2 separate regions of the Homo sapiens genome follow, and region 2 is linked to region 1. A link is a loop called in an ENCODE intact Hi-C map of the cell type or tissue named here. Cell type or tissue: heart left ventricle. All regions are shown on one strand. Links, peaks and the distances in the headings refer to the core of each region. The heading gives the core; the rest is flanking DNA. Region 1 holds the start of MIR4729 (microRNA 4729). Region 2 has its middle 59 kb from the start of MIR4729.

Region 1 (8,000 bases), core at 1-8,000:
GTGATGACGCATGTTTCCCATTAGCCTGTGAATTACTTGAGGAGATGATTGTGACATCGTTTTTGTGTCTCTAGCAGCAGCACAGCTCCTAAGACTGGTAGATTCTCAGTGAATATTTGAGTGAATGACTTATTACTCAGATAGAGATCTTTATCAGTGAGTTTCAATCTGGGTCCGTGGACTGGCTTCAAGGACTCCATGAAATTGCATGTGTCATTCTGTGGGCATGTATATTTTTCTAGAGAGGGTTTCATGGCTTTCATCAGGCTCTCCACCAAAGATACTGTTGGTTAAAAAAGGAAAAAAACACACACACAACCAAACTTTAAGATCCATCTTTCTAGAAAATGCAGTTCTGGGAAGACTTGGTGGAAGAAGTGGCATTGAAGTGTGCCTGGAAGCAGAAGCCTCAAATGATGGGGAGGAGCTGGTAAAAGGAGCATCAGGAACAAAGAGCCAGAGGCAGGGAGCACACAGGGAGCAGCCGTTCTTTGGGGTAGAGGTTGAAAAACTGTGAAAACATTAAAGGTGTAGGTAGAAGCCAGATTATTAGAAGAATAGAAGCTAGGATGTTGTCCCATTGACAGTTGGTTGCTACTGAAGACTTTTAAGCAAGTAATGACATGACCAGCAAATGGTTAGTGCTGCTGTGGTGTGGTAGATGAACTAGTGAGGAAGAGACTAGAATGGGGCAAGTGGTGTCTGTCCATTGCAGTGGTCCGAATGTGTTCCAGGTACATGGTGGTCATTCAGCAAATACTCATTGACCACTGCTTGGCAAAGAAATAGAAGCATTCTATGGTTTTTTTTTTTTTTTAATTGTGTTTATCATGTGTAGGCATGGACAAGGGGAATTGGGTTCAGGAAGTCACATGCTTTAAATGGGAGGCAGACCTGTCGCACAGTCACGCCTGCTCCCTGTGAAAATTAATGATCTGGGCACACATAGAGTTGCTCACCAATTTAGTATCAAGGGAGCTGCTGGGACCAAATCTGGTGAATCATCTTTATGTTTTGTTTTTCTTTTGCTGCAGACTGCAGGCAGCTGGAGCACAAAATCTGCTCAAATGTGATTCTTTCTGTGTGGTTACTTTAAATACCAAAAGGAAATGTTGACTTGAGCGATGAGGCGTACCCTGAAAATTAACTCTGTGGTTTGCAGATGCCTTTAAGGTTCCAATCATAAGACTGGTTTGTATATTAGCGTCTAGGCTCTCAGCAGGGACACTGGTAATCAAGCTTGTGTTCCCAGTCAGAAATCCAAAGAAACTCTTTTTCATCAGGGTGTTCAACCTGGGAAGCAAGGAGTGGGTGCAGGATCCCTCTGTTTCTGTTTGAGCAGTGGCACTCCCTCTGGCCTCTGGAATGGTAAATCTGCACCATTGCTAGCTTGGCTGTTTGCGTTTGGGGGCTGACTAGAATCCACTGTCATACACTACTTGTTCAGTTCAATATTTCTTGTGCTTTAAACAACATTTAAACCTAGATGGTAGGGATAAGATGATTCCTGCACTTAAAGAGCCTGTGATGTTTAGGAAACAAGGGAATGCAAGGCTCACCATGGAGGGTAGAAGAATGTTACAGATAAGGTTGTTTGGTGTTGTAACAAACACACAAGATGGAAAATCTATGTTGCTGCTATTAGCTACTATTGATTGAACACCTTCTTAGTTTCTATGTATATATAGATATATATATAGAGAGAGAGAGAGACAGGGTCTCGCTATGTTGCCTAGACTGGTCTCAAACTCCTGACCTCAAGCAGACTTCCCACCTCAGCATCCCAAAGTGTTGGGATTACAGGTGAGCCACCACACTGGTCCTAAAGACTTACCCTTTTTTTTTTTCTTTTTTTTTTTTTTGAGATGGAGTCCCACTCCGTTGCCCAAGCTGCAGTGCAGTGGCGTGATCTCTGCTCACTGCAGCCTCCGCCTTTTGGGTTCGAGCAATTCTCCTGCCTCAGCCTCCCAAGTAGCTGGGATTACAGGCATCCGCCACCAGGCCCGGCTAATTTTTGTATTTTTAGTAAAGGTGTGGTTTCACCATGTTGGCCAGGCTGCTCTCGAACTCCTGACCTGACCTCAAGTGATCCACCTGCCTCAGCCTCCCAAAATGCTGGGATTACAGGCATGAGCCGCCGCACCCAGCTGAACACTTTCCTCTTTATTGAGCACCTACTGTGTGCCAGGAACTCCTTTAGGTATTTTACTTACTCCATCACTTATTTTACAACATCCTTTCAATGTGGGGATTAAGGCCATAGGTTACCAGGTTACCAAGAAGCCAGATGGGTTCAGATTCAGATCTGCTCATGTACTTTTTGCTACCGCTTCGCAGTGTGGCCTAGGTTCTTTTGGCCTTGCCTATTTTATGGTCTTACTCAGTAATCCTTGTGGCAAATCCCACCCTTTCTTCCCTCCTGTCATTTCCTTTGCCTTGGTGAATCCTTCTCCTTTCCTCTCTCTCTATTCAGTTCCTACCCATTCTTGAAGACCAGTTCACATCTTTTTTTCTTCTAGTGAGTCTTCCTGGCTTATAGGATGCTCTGAATGTCTGTAGAACTCACTCTCTGGTTGTTCATTTGGAAATTAATGACTGTCTTGTGGTATGGTCTGTGTTGTTATGGTTGCGTGCACTTTTTATGTATAATTGTCTTGCTTCCTAACAAGATTCTCAATGTCCTGGAGTCATAGATGCTCAGAACTTTGTGGCTGGAGGTACCTTTGAACCTGGAGTTTCTAGTTCAACTCCTCATTTTACAGATTAGGAAACCAAGGCCCAGAGAGAAACTGAGGGCCTCTTGATTTTGCACTTTGCCACCTCCCCCGACACACCACTTTGCACATAGCTGGTGCACATAGCCCTGGGAGAGGGCTGGCATCTGGAAGATTGACAGTGTCAAGCGCTGTGATCTTGGGCAAGACTGTTCATCTCTCTGGCTCTCCCTTTTCTTCATTTATCCAAATGAGTGCAATAGGTTAGACTGTCTTTAAAGTTCCTTCTACTTCCCCCCTGCGTCTTCTGAGTCTAATGTAGTAGCATAAGATGATATGAGGCCATATAACATAGCAGCTCGTGGTATAACTCCGAGCCCAACCACCTGGCTTATTCATTTAGTAGCTGTGTACATTAAGTAATCCCTCTGTGTCTTTTTTTTTTTTTTTTTTTTTTTGAGACAGAGTCTCGCTCTATCACCCAGGCTGGAGTGCAATGGCACGATCTTAGCTCACTGCAACCTCCACCTCCCGAGTTGAAGCAATTCTCCTATTCAGCCTCCCAAGTAGCTGGATTACAGGTGCCTGCCACCACATCGGCTATTTATTTATTTATTTGTTTATTTCATTTTTTGTAGAAGATGGGGTTTCGCCATGTTGGCCAGGCTGATCTCGAACTCCTGACCTCAGGTGATCCACTGGCCTCGGCCTCCCAAAGTGCTGGGATTACGGGTATGAGCCACTGCGCCCATCCGCCTTTGCGTCTTAATGGCCTCACTGGCAAATGGGAATAATAGTAATATTAGATACCTGATAGGATTTTTGTGGAAATTAAATGAGGTTATTGATGTGAAGTTCTTACCACAGGGCCTGGCACGTGATAAGTGCTCAATAAATGTTGGAAGCTAGTGTTATTCTATGAATAGTCACTAAAGAAAACCAAATGGAAAGTGACAGAACTAGGGCCTGGCACCCCAACAAGCCTGGCACTCTTGCTTGTTGCCCTTGTTTTTGGAGAGTCTCAGCAGTTGCCCTTGAGCCCTACAGTTGTCATCTGTCGTCTTTTGAGGCCTCTCCTCATGGAATCGCTTGTTCCTTATCCCAGGGGGACCAGCAGGTCTCAGGAGGTGATGAAATAGCAGCAGCACCTTCCACCACAGCTTTCTGGGGCCTTACCTGCAGGCAGCAGCGAAGCCTCTCTAGAATGTAAATGGAAAAGCCTGTCCCTGCCTCCTTCCCTTTTAGTCTGTCAGGTGGTTACTGTGCCTCTGACCCACCCGAGGACCTCAGTTGGCTGTGACACAGCAGCCCAGGCGGCTGGAAGAGAAGTCCCTGGCCTGGAGAGTGAAGCTGGAGCTGAGAGTTGCTTGTCAGTTTGATTCCTTCTGTGACACTTCGGGTGGGGGGGAATCTTTTGAAAGAAACCACTTTCTTTATCTTGAAAGAACAAAACCAAAAGAGAATCTCTGATAACCTTTGTTTCCAAAGCACTCAGCAAAGCTGCTGAGAGGAGGGTTTGACCTGGTGACCCAGAGTATTATCTCTGGGGTAAGGGCTGCCCAGCCAAGGGGAGCTTTAGCTGTTTCCCTCCTCTCCCTGGCTTATTGCTGGTGGCTGGACAGTGAGTTGGAGGAGGAGGGGGAGAGGAAGAGAGGAGGAGATGGCTCTGCCAGCTGCCGCTAGAAACAACAACATCTAATCAGTCCATAAACTCCCTCCCCTCCAGACTACAGTGATGTCAAGAGGTGGAGCAGGTGGCACTAGTTCTCCCCTCCCCTTTAGCCCCTGACACCTTTGGGTCTTTGAAGGGGTAAATTATGATCATCAAAAGGAAAATTCTCTATCTTTGGGGGCCCAGGAGCTCCTTTTCCTTCTTGTTAGGGTTGGCTCCACCAAGAGCAATTTTCTGTTTCCTCATTTATCTGTTGGGAAGCTAACTGTGACCTTAGCGTCCCAGCAGATAAATGAGGAAACAGAAAAGTGTTTCCTCACCAAAACAAAAAATCCCTGAGCAAACCCTCCTGCAGAGGGCCCTGTCATTTATTCCACATTGTGTGAGCTCCTCTTACGTGTTAGACCCTGGGAATTACAGTGGCAAACAGATGCAAGCTTTGCCTTCACTGAGCCTGTCACACGGTACCCTTTGGTTCCTGGAAGACCCAGCACCTGAAAAAGCGGTTGGTGGCAGCAGCAACAAGGATCTCCTTCCTGAGCCTGGCCCCTAAGGTTATCCGGGGCAGCTGAAAAACCAGCATTTCCATAGTGCTTTCCATTCAGTTTGCCTAATTTTCATGAGAGGCTGAAGTGCCTTTTGTTTCCCTGATGGTCCCTGTCCTCCCCTGCAGAGTCGGCCTGAGCTAGCCCAGCCGAGTCGGGCAGCCCCTTGTTCTCTGATGCATCTTTGGAGGAATGTCTGTATTCTCAGGACCAGGCCTCTCCCCACTGGGTGGGGGCTGCTTTGTTTACATTCCTGACCTTCTGAAAGCTGCCAGCTTTATCCACAGCTGGCCTTTCCCCTTCAGATGCCAAATGTTCCAAACGACAGGTACAACTCTGAGAGGGCCGTTAAGGTTCATGCCAGAAACATTCACCTAGGAAGCCTGAGGAGAGAGGAAGCCAGTGAAACTAGACTTCATGGAGCTTTTTGAAGCTCGAAGCCCCCATATTTCTTGATTCTTCCCGCAGCGGGAGAAAAAAAGAAAAAACACAAAGTGTGTCTGTGTGGGAGGAGAGTTCCTCCCTGTCCATCTCTTTCTCTATAAAAACAAGAGGCCAACCTGCTCTGAGCATCGTGGGGGCAGGTGCTGGGTAAATACACGAGAAAGGAAAGCCAATAAGATAAGGTCTGACAAATCTAGGTCACCCGGCTGCTGCCAGGTACCTGTGTGACTGGCCACCTTGAAACTGACAGGAGGAGTATGGACTTTTGTTCGAGGCTCAGCCTGGCTGATTTCTCATGTCTTTGTTTATTTATTCAGTAAACATTAATTGAGTGCCATTATGTGCCAGGCCATGTGCTAGGTGTTGCAGGTCCCTGTGTGCCTCTGACAGGCAAAATCTCCTCCTGGATCCCAGGCCTGTAACCAGGGCTAAAAAAAGAAATGACTTCATTCAAAAGCCAGTTGGTTCACTAACTTCCAGAGTAGGGGCAGCCAGTCCCTTGGTAGAAGGGAGGGGCTGTTTGCAGTCTTGATTCCCTGTTTTTTGGGCTAGATCCAAAGGTCTGCAAAACTTTTTCTATAAAGGCCAGATAGTATTTTACGCTTTGCTGGACATAGGGTCTCCACTCAAATCTGCAGCCACAGAGAATATATAAACAAATGAGCATGGATGTTTTCCAGAAAAACTTTATTTGCAAAACAGGTGAAAGGCCCAATTAGGCCCTTGGACTGGTTTACTTAACCCTAGGTAAGATGATTAGAATGACTGTTGTGAAATGGGTGTTGGAGAAATAGGTTTCTGTGATTTCAAGAGGAATCTCAAACCAGCATGGTGGCTTGTATGAAGAGTGTAGGGGTTGAGGCACTGTGCTAATTGACAAGGTCTTAATTGACACCCTGGTGAGAATTCTATTCCATAGGCCAGACTTCAGCCCCAGCCGTCTAGCACCCACAGGTTCCCACCATAGGTTACAAGGTGATCAAGCCAGATAGGGCACATAGTTTCCTACAGTGTCATCACTGTAATGGGAAGACAGTGTGGGGCCCTGCTGAGGAGAGTCTGTGGCACCATTTGAAAAGCCTTGAATGAGGGTCAAGCCACCTCTGCTCCAGACCTGGCTTTGTGCTAAATTTTCAGTGTGGCATTGAGCAAGTCACTTAACCTCCCTCATCACCCTGCATATATTAAATCCTACTGTATGAAGCACTGGGGATACAGAAATGGATACAAATACAGAAATGGATGAAATTCTCTTTTTTTTTTGAGACAGAGTCTCACTCTGTTGCCCAGGCTAGAGTACAGAGGCATGATCACAACTCACTGCAGCCACAACTTCCCAGGCTCAGATGATCTTTTCACCTTAGTCTCCTGAGTAGCTGGGACTACAGACATGCGCCACCATGTCCGGCTAATTTTTCTATTTTTTGTAGAGATGAGGTTTCTCCATATTGCCCAGGGTGGTCTAAAATTCCTGGGCTCAAGTGATCAGCCCGCCTTGGCCTGCCAAAGTGCTGGGATTGCAGGCGTGAACCGTGCACTTGCCTGGAATTCTTGCCCTTAAGTAGCTTATGATCTAATGGGGAAGGCAAATAGATAAACAGTGATAAAATGTAGTGAAACACAGTCATTGTTTCACTGTAAGTGATTGTTCCAGATGTTATGAGGGTAAAGAGCAGGATGAATGTTTACTAAGATGAGTGTTTAGAAGCATTTACTAAGTGGACAAGAAGACGAAGACAAGAGGAGTCCATTCTGAGCAGAGACAGAGAAACATGACACGAGGCCAAGTCCAGGGACCACAGGGAAGACAGATGGGGAGTCTGTGCTTTAGGGAAGCAGGTCAGGGTGGATCATGCAAGGCCTAGAAGGCCAAACTAAGGAGTTTAGACAGAGTTCTGGATGCTGTGAGGAGCTGCTAAAAGGTTTTAAGCAAAGGAGTGATAGGATTTTATTGAGATTGGATGAGAATAAAACATAGCCTATTTTGGAAAATCAACTTCTTTAGCTTCTGTAAACCATGTATCCTTGAGCTTTGTGTGATTATACAATGTTGATGTTGTGGAGTAGTGGGCATTGATAACATGCCATAGCTGTTTAAAAATAGTCAGGCTGGGTCCCTCCTTGGTGGTGCCTTCAGCTAAATAGCAAGCAGGTAGATCACTGGCAAACAGCAGGCAGTCATAACTCTAAGAAGAGGGCCTTTGTTAGTTCATGGAGGTCTGGGGGTTTGCAGGTCCTGGGCCCTCTGTCTCATCTGACACTCCTGGCTTCTTGAGTAAGGCTCCCCAAATCATTGAAAGCGGGCAATTGCAACTCCCTGTTGATGAGTTTTTCTCTAAATTTAAAGAGAGAATTCAGTTGCAGAATTCCAGTGGCTTTGGTGTAGCCATGAGGTTTGGAATACGGCCAAGTGAAGGTGGAAATAAGTAGCTTCTGCAGTCTTTATGTATTTAGAGAATCATTGAAACAGGCATTGGAAAATGGGGATTCTTGGACAGTGATTCCCAAATCTGACAGTACATCAGAATCACCTGAGATACAAAGGCAGATTGCCAGACCCCACCTCACAGATTCCTTTTCTGAGGGTCTGAGAGTGTTGTGGAATCAGGGCCCTGATGGCCGAGG
Region 2 (9,581 bases), core at 968-8,967, 60 kb after region 1:
ACCTGAGCCCAGGGAGGTCAAGGCTGCAGTGAGCTGTGTTTGCACCACTGCACTCCAGCCTGGGTGACAGAATGAGACCCTATCTCAAAAAAAAAAAAAAAAAAAGACAGCGTTCTCATCCCCCTCAACATCTGCCTGTAGGTAGAACCCAGGTTAGAGTTAACACAAAGGACACAAGGACCACTCTTTTGCCTACTGAGGTGAGGGGAATTCTGGGCTGCCTCTATGGCAATGAGCCCAAGTCAATTCAGTGCCCGCTCTCTCCTCTGCCACAGAAGCCCCTAGTCAGCTGGGGGCAATGTTGGGTGAGGGTAGGTCATGGGGGGGCTGGCCCCACTTTGTGCTGCCAGCAGTGCTGGCTGGCTCCCATCAGATATATGTGAGCTCTTGGCAAGCAAGAGGGAAGAGAGCTGTGGCAAGAACAAAGTCCGACCCCACCCCCACCCACCCCAGACTTGCAGGCTGCTGAGGGACGCCAACTGGGACTGGGCTAAAGAGACCATTATTTGTCATCTAATAATCAGGTGTCTGGGGGCAGGTTATTTCTCAGCAGGTTGAAAAACAGGGCACCCATGATATTTTGTTTCTCCTTTGGCCTTCCTGATAGCAGGGTTCACCCAAAGGCCTGGCTGACCTGTTTCTTTTAAGGGGGACCTTGAAATATAGATAAACACCCAGCCTCATGGAAGCCCTTCTGTACCCTCGGCTTGCCTGTGTTTTTCATGGTGCCATCCTTTGTTTATGAACTGTGGGACTTTTTTGTTTTTTGTTTTTTGTTTTTTTGAGATAGAGTCCCCTTTTGTCACCCAGGCTGGAGTGCAGTGGTGCGATCTTGGCTCACGGCAACCTCCACCTCCCGGGTTCAAGTGATTCTCCTGCCTCAGCCTCCCCAGTAGCTGGGACTACAGGTGCCTGCTACCATACCCGGCTAATTTTTGTATTTTTAGTAGAGACGATGTTTTGCCACGTTGGCCAAGCTGGTCTTGAACTCCTGACCTCAGGTGATCTGCCCACCTCGGCCTCCCAAAGTGCTGAGATTACAGGCATGACCCACCACGCCCAGCCTATGAACTATGAGACTTCTGAGAACTGTTAACAGGGAGGATAAATGGAGCCAGGAGACGCCTCACTTTGGCTTCAGTGGAACCTGTCACGGTCCAGATTGTGCCACTCTTTGGAATTTCTGAATGGTATGAATCCAGAGGAGAGAAACAACGTTCTGTTTGTTCTCATGGGCCCTCATACCACAGACGTTTACATCATGGGCCTGCACACTGAGAGGTGCTGGTCATGTTTTCCCACCAGTGTGAGGGGTTTGGATGATCTTGGCTTGTCCTCACATTTCCCCATTTTTTATTTTTTGAAAAGAGAAATTAAGACAGTTTATTGATCACTTACTATACTCCAGGCACAGTACTTGGCATACTTTTTAAAGTTGTCTCATTTCATTTGCATTAAAATCATTTCAGGATATATTATTATCCCTTTTATATACATAAGAAGATGGAGGTTCAGAAAAGTGGAGTAAATTTACTAAGCCCTCTCAGCTCAGAGGCTAAGTGAGAATTTGAACCCAGGATGTCTGGCTCCTAAACCTGTATGTTTTGCCCATTCAGGGCCCACAAGGGATGGGAAGTCTGGAACAAATTACCGGGTGGCCTGACTTCATTGCTTCTCAGTATGATCTAATGCTAAAGCACGTTTAGCTTGTTTGCCTTTCCTGGGGAGAAACAGAGAAAGGGAAGAGGGGTGAAGTGAAAAAAAATTATTTATTTTTTGCTGGGGTTCAATCTGGTCTCAGCATCCCATCCCATCTGGACAATCTGATCCTTTTTTTTTTTTTTGAGACAGAGTCTCACTGTATTGCCCAGGCTGGAGTGCAGTGGCTCGATCTTGGCTCATTGCAACCTCTGCCTCCTGGGTTCAAGTGATTCTCCCACCTCAGCCTCCCGAGTAGCTGGGATTACAGGCACCCGCCATCATGCCCAGCTAATTTTTGTATTTTTGTAATGATGGGGTTTCACCATGTTGGCCAGGCTGGTCCTGAACTCCTGACCTCAGGTGATCCGTGATCCGCCCACCTTGGCCTCCCAAAGTGCTGGGATTACAGGTGTGAGCCACTGCACCTGGCCCTGAGCCTCTTTAAGTAGGCCACAGTGTTACTGTCGTGACAGGGAAAAGGTGACACTGGAAGGGGCTAACCCCAGGTTGGCCTAGAACTGGCCGTTCCAGTGAGCTGAGGGGTCTGCATAATTGGATAAGATAGCCACACTTTTTCAGTCCTGCCCAAGAATATCTGTGAGAATAAAATGAAAGTTAGCCTGTGTCCATGTCTCCTGCCCTAAACAAAAGGAAGCTCAGTGAGACAGAACCCCCAAAGCAGTGACTTGTCTTGCAGGCCAATTACGTTGTCTCCCCAGCCTCTCTGCAGCTGTTCTGGCCTCTGCTTTCTGGGATGGAGCCTCTGCTCTGGGGGCCCTCCACAGCCCAGCTCCAGGAAGGTGACTGCTTCCTGGTTTGAGACGTATTATTAAACTGTAATCATACTGTGCATGGAGTCAGCCAAAGCAGTGGCTATTAATAGGGAGGTGAAGAATGCTGACTCAGAAGGAAGCTGACTTAGGCTGGAAGGGAGAGCCCGGCCACCTTGGCCTACAATTCTCAGCAGGAGGTCAGTGAGAGAGACCTGAGCTCACTTCGTTCCTGGGCAGGAGTCAGCATTATCTGGATTTCTCAACTTTGGAAATAGAAACCCGAAGCAGTCCTGATCAAAGGGATATTGAGCTGTCTTTCCCAGGTCCTTGGGGAGTCTCCGAGCCCGGAGTACTGATAGCTTAAATAGCTATGACTCAGCAGAGCAGCAACTCTTCCCTCCCGATGTCATGAGTAGATGAGACTTGGAAAGGGGCACTGGGACTCCATTTCCGTGACCTCCCTCAGCTGAGAAGCCTGTGCTGAGCCAGCCCTTAGCTGGCCGGACAACCCCCATTGGCAGAGACACCCAATTAGGGAGATTCTGTTTCTGGCTCCTTGGAGGTGACCATTTTCATTTCAGGTGAAGGGCCACGGTAAATGAAGGGCAGGGTGCAGGAGGGCCTCACACTGTGGAGAAAGGACATTTTTAGCAATTTCTGTCAATGCCATGCATTTCTCAGAGAGTTCAGACTTTAGCCGTCTGGTAGACTCCCCATCGTCAGGTAGCTGGAAGTAAGACAGATCCCCGAATCTGGCCCAGGATATGCCCCGGAGAAACAGGACTGCCCCTGGATGCACAATAGCCCTCACTCTGCAGCAGCCACCAAACAGCCTTCACACGTGCTGCTTCAGCTCGTTCTCACCAACCCCAGCAGGTGGGTGGTATCAGCCCTCTTAGCGAGGAAAACAGATTTCAAAAAGGTGAAGTGAGTTGGTCATACAGCTAGCAGGTGACAATGACGAGACTAAAACCTCAGTCTGTCTGCCGCCGGAGGAGAAGCCAGGCATGAGCTGCCCTTGTGCCCCTGGCACATGCCCATCTGTGCCACTTCTACCTAGACCCAGGTGTCCCCGACTTTGTTGCTACCCCAAAGCTCACACTGAGGCCAGGGTAGTGAAGATCTGGTGTGTTGGGTAGGGGGTGCTGAGAGGTTGGGGGAGCGCTATGTCATTCTCTCGCCTTTCTATCAGGTGGGTGGGGATGCCGAGGTATGTCTTCTCAAACTGGAAGATTCATTTTGGTTCCTGGATCTCCGTAGAAGGAGGTTTGGATGGAGGTAGGATGTGGGAGGTGTTTTCTCTTCCTCCCTAAAAATACTTATTAAGCACCTCTTGGTTTCAGCTCTGGGCAGCCTGGGTGCTTTCAGATTATAGAACAATTTCATGACACCATGGATCTGGTATTTTTCTCTGCTGTTTTTCACATAGTCTTAATATAGTTTTACCTGATAAGAACTATCCACATGTGTATATCTTTTTAGAGTTCTAAGATAGCATAATCCACATACTTAGATGTACCTATAAAATATCTTTTTACAGAATAAAGGGCATGCTATTAAGGAATGACTTTTCTTCCACTGATTGTCATGTGGATCACTTCCTGAACCTGAAGGAGGTTCTGGAACTCCAGACACCGGGTCCTGAGCTCTAGCAAGTAGCTGAGGGAAGAATTTTCAGCCCCCAGCTGCCAGGGGTTCTCAACACAGAAGCAGGACCAGACCAAGCTTTTGGGAATTTGTTCATCATTGTACAGCCGTATCACGGCCTATCCGGAGTGGGAGGGCTGGAGAGTAATTTCCTGACCCTCAGGCTCTGAGCTATTGTTTTGGGGTCTTGCGTACTCTTTTGATCAATTATTTTTTCTGCCTTTAGCCATAACAAGCAACAGGATGGTGCAGCATCCAGGTTCAGAAAGCTGCCTCCTCTCACTTAGTCAAAGTTAATTAATTCTCACTGTACCTTGAACTAGGTCAGCTGCAGGGCTGTGCTGGGCCTGACCTGCTGTCAGGGGAGGGCATTTCTTGTCTGTCTCTTGATGTGCTGTCCTGGGCAGGGAAAGTGGGAAGGGGGTAGGTTTCACCTTTGCGTGGGATCATCTCTCCCCCTTTCTTCCGGGGAGGTGACCATTTTCAGATCTGTGGGTGGGGAGGAAAATCTTCTCTTCCAAAAATAATCTCTCTGCAGTGGGGTTTGAAGCTGGACCAAGCTGCTAGCGCTATTTTTACCCAGCTTGCAGTTCAGGGTGTAAATAGCAACTCTGGCTGTTTTTTCCCACAGCTGACAACAGAGTCAACCTCTTCGAGGCAGGAGCATTCTGGCATTTCGCACAGAGAAAACAGAACACAATTTGCCCTCGGGCCCAGTTGATGATTCCTGGACCGTGGGGTCGATATCCAGGGCTGGCATCTCCACGGTTCTTTTATCTCAGTCTCCACTATAAACACCAGGCCCCATGAGAGCTGCTGGGCTGAGGCTCATTTAAAGAAGCTTCCTGCGGAATGATGAGGGAAAAGGCAGGTCCGTAAATCCCCGCCTGCGCCCGCCGAGGATTCCAAGCGCATGAGCAGCTCCAGGCTCCAGCTTGCTGTCCCCCTTGCCCTCCTTCTTGCATTAGCAGGCACTTCCTCTAAGGCTGCTGCCCTGGGAGGGTTTCTTGCAAACCCACTAGATCTGAGGAAAGACAGAGAAAACATCTACTTAAGGCTGCCCAGATGACAGCATGTGTCTAAAAATATATGTCTCCTAGTTTTCGAGTGATCGAAGGCCCCACAGCCTTCAGCACTGGAGTCATTTAGAGGTCATGGTGAAAGGACTGGCTCCCTCCTTGCCTCCATTTAAGCAGAAGCTGCGAGAAAGCCCCCAAAGCCTTGGGTCATGTCTCCAACAGGCTCGGGTGAGTGGGAAGTTCGGCCTCATAGAAGGCCCCTTGCTGGTGCGGTTCATGAGGACGATAAATTAGCAAAGCTGAGGTGCGCCCATCACGGTGAGCAGTTCTCTATTGCTTCTCTTCTGGGGAATGAACAGGCTTCATTTGCTTTTCCCTGAGGCCAGGTTTCTAACCCAAATCTGTCCCTGGAGTCTTTGGCCTGAAATAAGAAAGGAGTCTTGAGTCAGCAGGAGAGCCACTCCTCACTATGAATTACACAGCAACTCCTTGTGGATCTGCCCGTACCCTTCCCCCGGGCACACATCAATCAATCGAAGTATTTCTCAAATATCTACCCCATACCCAGAACTGGGCATTTAGGTACGTGGTTCAAGTTTCAGATTCTTCCAGCAAATGGTTTGTATGGGGTAAGAAAAAGGATTGGAGGTCAGGTAGGCAGCTGAGTAATCCCCAACTCTGCCTTTTTAAAAGTGGTTTCAGTTGCGCATCCTTGGAATTGATTCTGGGCAGCTGTTAATTGCAAAACTCACTGCCAATTATCGATAGCTAAAGTGGCATTGGAGAGCTTCTCATGGTAAAAATAGGGGCAGGTAATAGATGAGAAAATAGCTTTACATTTGAGAAGAGAGGATGGGAACATATTGTCTCAATCTTGCTGTGTTCGAGGTTTCCTTTGTCAGCCTGGGTTCTCTCCCAAGACTGGCCAGCAAAGTCTACTTAGTGACCTCCAGCAAATAGTCCACCAGCAAGCTACTTAAGATTAGAGCAGGCTGGGCGTGGTGGCTCACGCCTGTAATCCCAGGACTTTGGGAGGCTGAGGCGGGTGGATCACGAGGTCAGGAGATCGAGACCATCCTGGCTAACATGGAGAAACCCCGTCTCTACTAAAAATACAAAAAATTAGCTGGGCGTGGTGGTGGGCGCCTGTAGTCCCAGCTGCTCGGGAGGCTGAGGCAGGAGAATGGCATGAACCCGGGAGGCGGATGTTGCAGTGAGCTGAGATCGTGCCACTGCACTCCAGCCTGGGCAACAGAGCAAGACTCCGTATCAAAAAAAAAAAAAAAAAGATTAGAGCAAAACTTTATCTTGGCAGCAAGAACAGAGGGGATCTCTGCTGAGTTCAGGGCATCCTGTTTCTCACCGGGCTCAGTCACATTAAACAGCCAATACCAGTTTTAGGAAAATCCATGTTGAATTTTAAATGTATTTTGGCTCATTTGGGGGGTTATGATTGTCCAATTCAGCTGGTAGTTTGTGTATCAAACTTCAAATCGACAAACGATGTTTATTCAAGGAAGTTTCTTGAAGCCTAGATGGTACATGTTTACCTTAAAAAGCAAAACCAAAAAATTCCAAAAAACAGAAACAGGAAAAAGTGCCCTGGTGAGTAAAACCAAAAGCATGTGGCAGACAGACACAATGCAGGCCTGAGTATTTTGAACAATGCTCATGGCCCCAGCCTTGACACTGGGGAAACTGGGAATGTGGTCGCAGACTTCCTATGTCAAGTGTTTCCCTGGATTTCCTGGAATCCAACTTGAAGTGCCATTTCCCCTGGTGCCACCAAGGAGTTAAGCTTTGGTTCTGTTCTCCCAGTGACTAAGAATGCTCTGTGTGGCTCTGAGATCATCCAGAAAGAAACTGACAGTCGGCGTGGGAAGAGTGTGAGCTTTCAGTGCTCTTGAAATGCCTTTGATGGGCATGGTGAGAGAGCAAAAGGCTTATTGCCACCTAGTGCCCCTGATTGTGTAATTTCGTCGTGAATTCTTGTTTCTTCTTTTGAATTTTGCATAATTTTAAATGAAGATCTCTAACTCCTTGGGGAGCTTGATATTGTGATGTGTGAGTTATTCTATGGAGCTATTCTATGTGAGCTATTCTATATTTTAGACAGCAAACGTATCCCACCACTTGGAAATATCACCCATTTTGATTGAAAACAAAGTAGAATCAATGACCTGACCAAATCACACGTGTGTGTGTGAGGGAGACTGGGTCTTTCCACTCCTGATGTTTTCTTTCTTCTGAAAGGAGTCCAAACACTCCTTGCTTCTCTCCACCCGCCCCCTCTTCCCTGAGAAGGAGGAGTGGTTTAATATGACTGGTGAGTTTGGAAGGAGGAACTGTGCCTTATATCATCCTCTCTTTTCTTCTTGGGAGCAAGCTTCGCTCCCGTGGGGTGGGAAGAGTAGGCCCATTCCAGCTCAGCTGCCTGTCATCGAGCCGCCAAGTCTGCCTAACTCTGAAGTTGAGTATCGGGAAGCTCGATTGTCTGATGATATAAGCCACGTTCTCTAATATCAGCTTTATCAGTAGAAAAGGTTATTTTTGGTCCTCATCTAGCTTGCTGCTATCTTCTGATTCAATTCAAAATTCACAGAGAAGGGAGCAGACTGCTATTTTGGGGCCTCCTCAAAGACCCCAACATATTTACTGGAAGATTTCCTGTGATTAGAAAAATCCCAGTGTTGGGGTAAGGTCCAACTTATAGATCCACATCATCACTTTCTTATATAACACCAGATTCCTTAGCTGTCAGCTGAGTAAAAGAGAGTTTATGGGTGTTCCTTGCAGCTAAAATGCATCCATTCAAAAGTTATTTATTGAATCCTTACCACGTGCCAGGGGACACATAAGTGATCAAGAGAAACAGTCTTGGGCCGGGCGCAATGGCTCACGCCTGTAATCCCAGCATGTTGGGAGGCCAAGTTGGTTGGTCATTTGAGGTCAGGAGTTTGAGACCAGCCTAGCCAACATGGTGAAACCCCATCTCTACCAAAAATACAAAAAATTAGCCAGGCATGGTGGCAGACACCTGTGGTCCCAGCTACTTGGGAGGCCGAGGCACAAGAATCACTTGAACCCAGGAGGCGGAGGTTGCAGTAAGCCAAGATCACACCACTGCACTCCAGCCTGGGTGACGGTAGTGAAACTCTGTTTCAAAACAAAAAAAAAAGAAAGAAAAAAAAGAGAGAGACACAGTCCCTGCTGTCACACAGTTTATAATTTAACTAGGGTGTATCAATTTAAAAGTTTAATGTTTCAAGTGAAAGAAAACAATCTCAAATAGGCTTGAGTAATACAGGAATTTATTGTCTCACTGGAGATCCAGGCACAATTTGATCCAAGATTCAAACAGCATGGATCCATTTCTTGGCTCTGCTTCCTTTGAGTTGGATTCATTCTTTAGCCACCACATGTTGGAACCCCTCTCTCCTGGCAGCTTCAAGTTTTCCACGACGGCTGCAGCAGATCTAAGACATACCATTTACCAGGCTGACAAGAGTCCAAGTTCCAGCAATCCCTGGAGGTCCATCCTGAGAAGGCCATCTCAGGTTATAGACCAGCATAAATCGGGAGCTCACAGGACAGAAGACACTGATTGGCTCACGCCCAGTGGGGCCCACCCCCTGATATGGGAAAGTTGGGCCCTTTCCACTTCCAGAAATTTGGGCACCTATTTGGAAGGGAGAAAGGGCCACAACTAATAACTGTTTATGATAGAAGGAAAAACAATAAATATGCTTATACTTCTGCTCTGAGGGAATCATTCAGCCTGCAGAAAATGGAGACATCTCATTACTACCTGGCGAGTCAAACACAGGCCTGGGGATCCAGAGATGTATTTGGATTCCAAATTCTGTGTGGGCCCCTATACACAGCTGACCCTTGGGGACACTGTAAAGGTTGATACATGATAGACTTTGCTCCTTGATCTGGCCCTTCAGTAGTTACCCTTGGACTGTATTCTGCTGTGTGATAGCTTTTCCCTTATTGATTGATTGATTGATTGATTGATTGATTGATTTGAGATGGGGTCTCACCCAGGCTGAAGTGCAATGGTGCAGTCTAGGCTCACTGCAACCTCTGCCTCCTGGGTTCAAATGATTCTCCTGCCTCAGCCTCTCGAGCAGCTGGGATTACAGGCGCATGCCACCATAGCCGGCTAATTTTTGTATTTTTAGTAGAGATGGGGTTTCACCGTGTTGGCCAGGCTGGTCTCGAACTCCTTGCCTCAAGTGATCTGCCCGCCTCGGCCTCCCAAAGGGCTGGGATTACCGGCATGAGCCACCACAGAGGAGAGTATGTGCCTGAGAGAGATGCTAAAAGGATGACTGAGATGATATTCGCAAAGTATGTGGCGCAAGTCACCAAATAAACCTAAGCTATCTGTTGGCGTGTGTTCATTATTCTTTCAGATTTAAGGACATTCAGCTGG

What was found. Peaks named below come from ENCODE experiments on the same cell type or tissue, not always from the same donor. Only the 100,000 strongest peaks of a DNase experiment are listed, where the experiment ranks them.
Region 2: a loop joins it to region 1, with 2.4 times the contacts of the local background. A loop is called at or near these places in 48 of 110 quality-filtered maps.

What each region holds. Positions count from the first base shown.
Region 1 is chr17:59,361,464-59,369,463 of GRCh38, forward strand. All of the region lies in intron 2 of YPEL2 (yippee like 2), which reads left to right. It overlaps MIR4729 (microRNA 4729), which reads left to right and starts at 4,620; the gene lies at 4,620-4,691. RefSeq lists enhancers at 4,189-4,958, 4,959-5,728 and a silencer at 6,285-6,579. In heart left ventricle, for the core only: a CTCF peak has its summit at 4,729 (motif pointing right); no DNase peak of the experiment used is centred there; H3K4me3 peaks cover 959 bases; H3K27ac peaks cover 5,583 bases.
Region 2 is chr17:59,420,707-59,430,287 of GRCh38, forward strand. No RefSeq gene overlaps it. Among named protein-coding and RNA genes, the nearest start is that of MIR4729, 59 kb to the left of the region's middle. RefSeq lists a silencer at 7,008-7,137. In heart left ventricle, for the core only: no CTCF peak of the experiment used is centred there; DNase peaks (open chromatin) are centred at 2,522, 5,015 and 7,562; H3K4me3 peaks cover 1,413 bases; H3K27ac peaks cover 7,417 bases.